Regions from separate parts of the Homo sapiens genome. Here regions 1 and 2 are each linked to region 3. The links are chromatin loops, found by intact Hi-C in ENCODE. Cell type or tissue: mammary epithelial cell. All regions are shown on one strand. Region 1 overlaps PTPRO (protein tyrosine phosphatase receptor type O). Region 2 overlaps EPS8 (EGFR pathway substrate 8, signaling adaptor). Region 3 overlaps PTPRO (protein tyrosine phosphatase receptor type O).

Evidence for each region. A loop is a pair of places that touch in the nucleus more often than their neighbours do. Peaks named below come from ENCODE experiments on the same cell type or tissue, not always from the same donor. Only the 100,000 strongest peaks of a DNase experiment are listed, where the experiment ranks them.
Region 1: a loop joins it to region 3, with 7 times the contacts of the local background. A loop is called at or near these places in 66 of 110 quality-filtered maps.
Region 2: it touches region 3 in a loop (10-fold over the local background); 51 of 110 quality-filtered maps call a loop at or near these places.

What each region holds. Positions count from the first base shown.
Region 1 is chr12:15,531,460-15,533,959 of GRCh38, reverse strand. All of the region lies in intron 12 of PTPRO (protein tyrosine phosphatase receptor type O), which reads right to left. Among named protein-coding and RNA genes, the nearest start is that of PTPRO, 210 kb to the right of the region's middle. In mammary epithelial cell, a CTCF peak has its summit at 1,383 (motif pointing left); a DNase peak (open chromatin) is centred at 1,379.
Region 2 is chr12:15,771,303-15,773,802 of GRCh38, reverse strand. All of the region lies in intron 1 of EPS8 (EGFR pathway substrate 8, signaling adaptor), which reads left to right. Among named protein-coding and RNA genes, the nearest start is that of EPS8, 17 kb to the left of the region's middle. In mammary epithelial cell, a CTCF peak has its summit at 1,209 (motif pointing left); no DNase peak of the experiment used is centred here.
Region 3 is chr12:15,589,293-15,591,792 of GRCh38, reverse strand. It overlaps PTPRO (protein tyrosine phosphatase receptor type O), which reads right to left. Exons shown (of 27, transcript NM_030667.3): 25 at 2,203-2,338. Among named protein-coding and RNA genes, the nearest start is that of EPS8, 200 kb to the left of the region's middle. RefSeq lists enhancers at 1,184-1,243, 1,524-1,573. In mammary epithelial cell, a CTCF peak has its summit at 1,263 (motif pointing left); a DNase peak (open chromatin) is centred at 1,302; H3K4me3 peaks cover 308 bases; H3K27ac peaks cover 227 bases.

The DNA of each region.
Region 1 (2,500 bases), 58 kb after region 3:
CTGGACTCATTGGTAGTTTGGTTTCTTTCTATAGAGGTAGAACCTACCCTCCATGACACAGGAGTCATTCAGAGGCATTCTAAAGAGGCCTCTATTATAGATAAATTGAACTGCAGGTTAGCCCAACCAGTTACGGCCCCAGCTTTAACAATGGCATTCTGATTCAAACATGCTCTGAAAAATCTGTGCCAAAGTTGTATTTTTCTTTAAAGGAGAATGACTATGACTTCTATATATATCAAAATGAATGCTGGGAAGAAACATAAAACAACTAGAATGAAAGTTCTGTAAAAAACACACACAAACACACACAAAACCTGCAATTCAGGTACTACTAAAGCAAGATATTATTTCACTTCTCTGAAAGGTTAAACTTGTTCCGATTAAATATTAACTGCAATACTATGTTCAACTTTGAGGTCCGCAATTTCAATTCATTCAACAGTATCTGTTAAGCAGTTATAGGTGTTCAGGCATTGTGTTATATAAAATGGAAAGGGCTTATATACACAATAACATGATTAGTAGAACAGATCTTTTGACTAAAGGATAAAAACCAACATTATATGTTTTCAAGAAAATAAGAAAGGCACATCATAAAAAGATTGTCTTGTCTACAGAGAGGAATAAGATAGAAACAATATTCCATTTGATATTTAAGATACCAATAAGAAAAAGGTTATTGATCCTAAGGGTTACATTAACTAGAAATAATTTCCATGAAAACTCAACTTTCCTTCTTGTAAAGTTTAAATAAATTTTCCAAGCTGGTTTACATAGTCCATTCTATTATCAGGGAGACATGGAGACTCCAAACATTTTGATAAGTTTGGGAAACTATCATGGTTTTAACTCACAGTCCTATGTAGATACAGTTGTACTAGTTCATGACTTTGACTCATATTCCTGAGGCACCTTCGACCATGATGTCACATAGAAATTTCAGTGAAGTATCCAATAGGCCCACTAAATGCTACTTTGATAAGACCACCTCTGAACTTAAATTTTAAGGGAGACTGAAAAACCAAATGAGTTGGAGAAAGCTGCTAGGACCTGAGAAACACTTAATAGCTTCCTGTATTAGTAAAGCTTGGAAAAAGGAAGACATTGGGAATATGAGCTCAATCTTCAAGTAATTACAGTTACCTGGAAATGAGTTTTTGAACGGCCCTTTACACCCACAGAGGTCAGAGTCAGAGATAATGGCTGGAATTGGTAGACAGGCAACTTTTTTCTTAATAGAAAGATTATGCAAAGTTGGAAGTTGGTGCTCTCCACATTCGTAGAATTTAAGTATAGACCACAAGGGAGGAAGAGCAGATTGCCTTCAGTGCAGGAAAGGTAAGAGACAACCCTTGATCCTCAATTGGGGCACTAGTGCCCCCTTGAGGGTGTTTGAAAGTTTGGAGGAATGTTTTTATTAGTCACAGCAGAGGGAATTAGCTGTTCTTTTGTGGTCAGGACTTAGAAATGCTAGCCGTCCTGGAATTATTAAGAGGACACCAAAAGACAAATTGTCCCATGTCCCACATCCCACATGACTTTCAAATGTCATACCAGAGAAAATCCACCATAAGTGTAAATTGCAAGTACTTTGCTACATAATATTGAAAGTTTTTAAAAAGAAATTAAGTAAAATAATTTAGAAGAAAGTTGTCATGAAAAGGCATATTTAAATCCAATTAAGATAGTATTTAAAATTATAAATTATTCAATATTATAATTTTTACTTCCATAGTGTCTAATCAACACATCACATATTTCCAAATTACCTATACAATTTTAAAGTATTTCAGCACAAAAACTTAGCTTTTGTCTTGGCAAATAGGAGACAAAGAAATTTAAGACTCAGTGACCTATGCATTGAGTTCTGGAGAAATGCAATTACTGGGTAAATTGAGGAAAGATCGTATTTTTTGTTTTTTAGATTTTCTAAAATTTTTCTAAAAGTACATCACTGCCAACAATACTACCCATGGTATTTAAGCTACTAATAAAACAACCACGAATTAGTCTTTACTTACAGCTGCTAATATGAACACATGTAATAACAGAGATGGCTTGAGACTGTTATGAACAAATTCAGACACAAAAATTAGCAGACATCTTAAAAAATGATGTCACTAAATTGCATTAACTATGTGGAAAACACTTTTATTGCCATTAGATAAACTTAATTTTTGAAATATGAAAATTATAAAATCTCTGCTGTGAAAATTACATATTGAAATTATGCATTTAGTTTTGGGTTGCCACTCTTTCGGTCATACTGTCTCTAAAGGTCTATCACACAACTTTGTGTCAATCCATCCTCCATTGTCTGTGGCAGATTTTAGGATACTGTCTTCGAGTTTCCCTATAAGTATCAGAAACTAAATGTATACCGCAATAAATGGTCAATTTTTGAATGTAGAAGATGTGTTTTGTGTTACACAGTCACTTTCCAGTTGTATGCTACACAGTCACTTTCCAGCTGTATGTCATAATATAAAGAATTATT
Region 2 (2,500 bases), 180 kb before region 3:
CTTGTCACTCTGTTTACTAGACACAGATAGGAACTTCTTTCTTCTTCCTATGATATGCATTTGATTCATGTCATATGCTGTCAAAATAATGTTGTCCTGAGATTATTTGCTGGAATGATAAAACTGATGCAGACTATGTCAGCTAGACTTGTTAATATCACATTATTCTTTCTAATAAGTACTTGTACTTAGAATACTTACTTGCTTCTGCTGCATCATGTCTCTCTTCTTATCCCCAATGCTTTTTTTTTTTCTTAAATCTCTCTCCATAGTCTCTTGAAGGGGCTGATAAACACAGTTCTAAAATATTTCATGTATCTATCTCCCTTTAACACATAATTTGGTCCTGTGCATATGTTTAATACCAGGGTATCCCCATTCATTTCCTCCTTCTTCTGAGGATGATTGAAATTTTGTGGCTTCATGATTGCCTTCTAATTTTCAACTTGACTTAAACCAGAGCATAGTAAAAGAACCATTAATAATCACAATTAATAACATTAGAATGTAATTTTAATAATTCAGGCCTCTATTGCAAAATGTATTATGGAGTCAGTTTAAAATGTGATTCTTCTCTCTCTTATATGTACCTATGTCCAAGTGTGTATATAGTAAGCTCTTGGAGTTCAGGTGTGTCTTGGTGAGGTATTCTGCATATATGGAACATAGTCTCTTAACATCCTTTTGCTGCTGCCTTATTTCTGTCTTGTTTCCACCTAAGATTCTTGAAGAGAAGCTTAATGTCTATGGTTTCCTCTTCACTTCTCCTACATCAGCGAGCCCACTGTGGTCTGATGCTGAGCTTATGTCTGTAGGTCATCTGCCATCTTCTAAAAGCTAAACCAAAAGGAAAATGTTTAGTTTTTACTTGATTTTGCTGTAGCATTTACCTGTAAACTCTTTGAGGACATAAACTGTGTCTCGTTCACTATGAATTTTTACCATTTAGGGTTTCTGGTACTTTGTAGACCCGTCTATTTGCTGAATGAATGTATGTTTGTAATGATTTTTGCCTTCTTTTAAATAAAAAGAATATTCTCTTCCTTTGGCTCCTGTGGTGGTGCTGTTCTTTCCTGGTTAACATCTACCTCTGCTTTGTTACCCATCTACACTTAGATGTTGATTCAGAAGCTCTGCTACTTGGGATGGAATAGGTATCCAAAATTCTTCCTAAGTGAAACTCTCAAGTAAGTTCTAGCACCATCTGTTGGCAGCAGTGAGAGCCAATGCTTTATTTATTTATTTATTTATTTTGTGCCTCAGTTCATGGTTTTGTGTATTCTCAGAACACTCACAAGTTGAAAAGTTTCTGGATTTTCTGGAATTATTTTCTTAGCCTTCATCTCATTTCATGTTACAGCCTAAGTTTCATTCTCTTTCTAGGGAACCTCAGTGTTTCGTTTAGAACAGTTACTCTCAGTTCTTCAGGTGATGCCTTTCTTGGGAACTCTAACTCTATTTATGACTGAAGCTGAATATCACACAGGCCCCTCAGACTTCACATTTCCCAAAATTAATTTCTTGCTTTTACTCTGGCCCCCTCATCTCTTTCTGTCTCTCTACTTGGAGTGACTTTTATCCAAATGACAACCTTAGAAATCTGAATTTTTCCTGGACTCTTTTTCTTACCCACCTTTCTGCCCCACCTATATGTCAACAGTCATTAAATCTTTTTGAGTCAGCAAATGGCTGATAGAGCACTCTCCTCTTCCGTCTCTCACTGCTAATCATGTTAACTACCTTGCTTAAAACTCTTCAGTGGTTCCCCATATGCTCATTAGGGTGGTACAAATGAAGACTACGGGCGCCCGCCACTATGCCCTGCTAATTTTTTGTATTTTTAGTAGAGACGGGGTTTCACCGCATTAGCCAGGATGGTCTCGATCTCCTGACCTCGTGATCCACCCACCTCGGCCTCCCAAAGTGCTGTGATTACAGGCATGAGCCACCGCCCCCGGCCTTCCCCTTTCTTTTGTATTGAAATTAGCTCTCAATACTGCCACAAAGAATTCTTTGTAATGAGTTAGCCACAAAAATAGTTCAGTTCTAGGAAGAATTTCTTTTCTTTTTCTTTTCTTTTTTTTTTTAAGAGACAGTCTTGTTCTGTTACCCAGGCTGGAGTGCAGTGCAATCCTACGGAGAATTTCTAGCCCATTAGAAGAACACATCCATGACCCCCCTTCTCCTTTACCTGCCATATGCAACTGATTGCCAGATTTTGCTGCTTTCACATTAAAGTTAACCCTCGCCTTTGCCCCTTCTGTTCAGTTTTTCACTGTTTCAAGGCTATATGACCATTTTCTTAAGCTATTCCCTCCTGAATGTCTCTGTATCTGCCTCTGTCCTACTTCAATTCATGTTAATTACTACTTTCAGATCAGTCTTGCTAAAGCTGAGTTCAGATGATGTCAGTCCATTGCTTTAAAAACTGCTAACAAAGGTTTCCTTTTCAGGCTTTTCACAACCTGGTGACTTTCTTTAATTTTAGCCTCACTACCCG
Region 3 (2,500 bases):
CTCCCAGGTTCCAGCGATTCTCCTGCCTCAGCCTCCCGAGTAGCTGGGACTACAGGCGTGTGCCACCACGCCCAGCTAATTTTTGTATTTTTAGTAGAGAAGGGGTTTCACTATGTTGGCCAGGATGGGGATACTGTACTTTAAAAAGGCTGTGTCCGCGGAGATATCAACATAAAATGCTGGCATAAACAAATAAAACAACCAAAATTTAGGGTAAAACATTTAGGGAGAAAACAAAACGTTTTCTTGGCTTTGCAGAAAGCGACATGGTGGCTGCTTGATAACCACCCAAAGAAAGATAATGACCCTAAAAATGGGATGGAGGATGTGTCATGTGAAAGAGATTAAGAATCTGTAGTTGGAGAAAAGTCAAAAGCAAACAGGCCATAATTAAAATCTACTAAGTTTTTTTTGTTTTTTTTGAGATGGAGTCTCACTCTGTCGCCCAGGCTGGAGTGCAGTGGCACCATGTCAGCTCATTGCAACCTCCGTCTCCTGGGTTCAAGCAACTCTCTTGCCTCAGCCTCCCGAGTAGCTGGGATTACAGGTGCCCATCACCAGGCCAGGCTAATTTTTTAATATTTTTAGTAGAAACGGGGTTTCACCATGTTGGCCAGGCTGGTCTCCAACTTCTGACCTCAGGTGATCCGCACGCCTCAGCCTCCTAAAGTGCTGGGATTACAGCTGTGAGCCACTACGCCAGGCCCCAAAATCTATGAAGTTGTAAAAGGTATGAATTAAGTAAATTGAGGAGACAATTCATTAAATGCAAAATACTTAAAATAAGGTGTGGCTCTTTGAAGCTTGGTGATTCATATACATAACGTGGATTTTTAATCACATATCAAGGTGCAAATTTATGGAAGTAAAAGCCAAAAATATGGACCGATTAATAAAGCACTGTTTACTCACCAGACAGTGGACTCCTCTGGGAAACCAGACATTTTAAACTTATGATTAAAAAGTGATACTGATGTCCCCACCACACTAAATTACTAGGCAGCATGATTGAAACCAAGTGAGGAAACCAATTGGACTTGCTTCCTAATTATCAATGAGAGGTCTGAATATTAACGAGGATAACTCTTTCCCAAGTGGTATGATCCTGCTGTAGTTCAGAAATGAATGTATTGAAACAGCCTTGCCAAAAATTGGTCAGACAAGAATGGGGAGGTAGGAGGAAAGAAAAGTAAAAGGAGTGGGAAAGCAGAAACAGCTGAGACGGCCGCCATTACTCTAGGCTTTTGAAGTGATACTGACATCTAGTGGTGCTGGGTAGGAAAAGCATGAGGAAGACCAAAGCATTTTAAAAATACCCTGATTACAGGTCGGGCCAGGTTGTGTTCTACCCAAGCGCTCCACCCACACATACTCTTTGAGAAAAAGGATTATTGTAAGACCGAAGCTAAGAAGTCGCGAGTATGGCTGGGTGATGAGGCTTATGAACAAGCTGTTGTACTTGGGTTTTTGCGCCCACAAGGGTACACACCCACGGCTGCTCTGAGGCAGGCGGTGCTGTCTGCCGGCGTTGCCTTGGGTTGTCGCTCCAGACTAAGTGCATCCTCAGGCTTTCAGGGAGGGAGGACTCGGGAGAAGAGGAGGAAGACGGAGCACGTAACACTGTTGGATATTTCAGGGGATGCTTCCATGTTGTTAAAATAATAAATCTTCATCATTGAGATGAAGGGAACTGGCAATGCTGGTAGGTTGGGGACTGGGAATCTTTAAAATCATAAAAGGGACAGAAAGCTCAAATCCAACTTCTAATCATCATCAAAAGTGAATTGGGATAGAGTCACACGGAGGATAAACTAATGACAAATGTATTGAATCAAATCCAACATTTCAAATATAAATCAAATTTCACCAGTTCAACAGTCTCTATTTGGTGGCATTTACCCAGGATGGCTGTTATCTGCAATTGACTCTGAGTCTGTTCAAAGAGGTTTTACTCTTACGAATCTACCCATGCACTCTGAATTATGATGCCAATAAAAGTATAATCACTATATGTCGAATGGATTTCTGGAGGCTAGTGTCTATTTCTTTTATGCCTCAAAGCAGTTTGAACATATACAATAAGAAAATGGGAAAGAAAGATACAAAGAAGTTTGAGAGAATTGTTTTGAAGCATATCATTGAATAATGGTAAGTTTTTCAGTCCAGGGAAAATTTAAAAATACATATAGATTATGTTCCTACCTCTGTCTGTACCATAGACATCCGGTATGACCTCATTTCTGACACCAGCCCTAAGATGTCAACAAACTCATGATCCCGAATGTGCTGCAAGAGCCTGTCCAGGGCAATGAATGTTCCTGTCCGTCCCACGCCAGCACTGCAAAAGAATGTTCCGATGGCATATTATTCAGATGGTGCTTCTTTTTTTTCTCCCCCCTCTTTTTTTTTTTTTCTTTGAGATGGAGTCTTGCTCTGTTGCCCAGGCTGGAGTGCAATGGCATGATCTCGGCTCACTGCAACCTCTGCCTCTCGGCTTCAA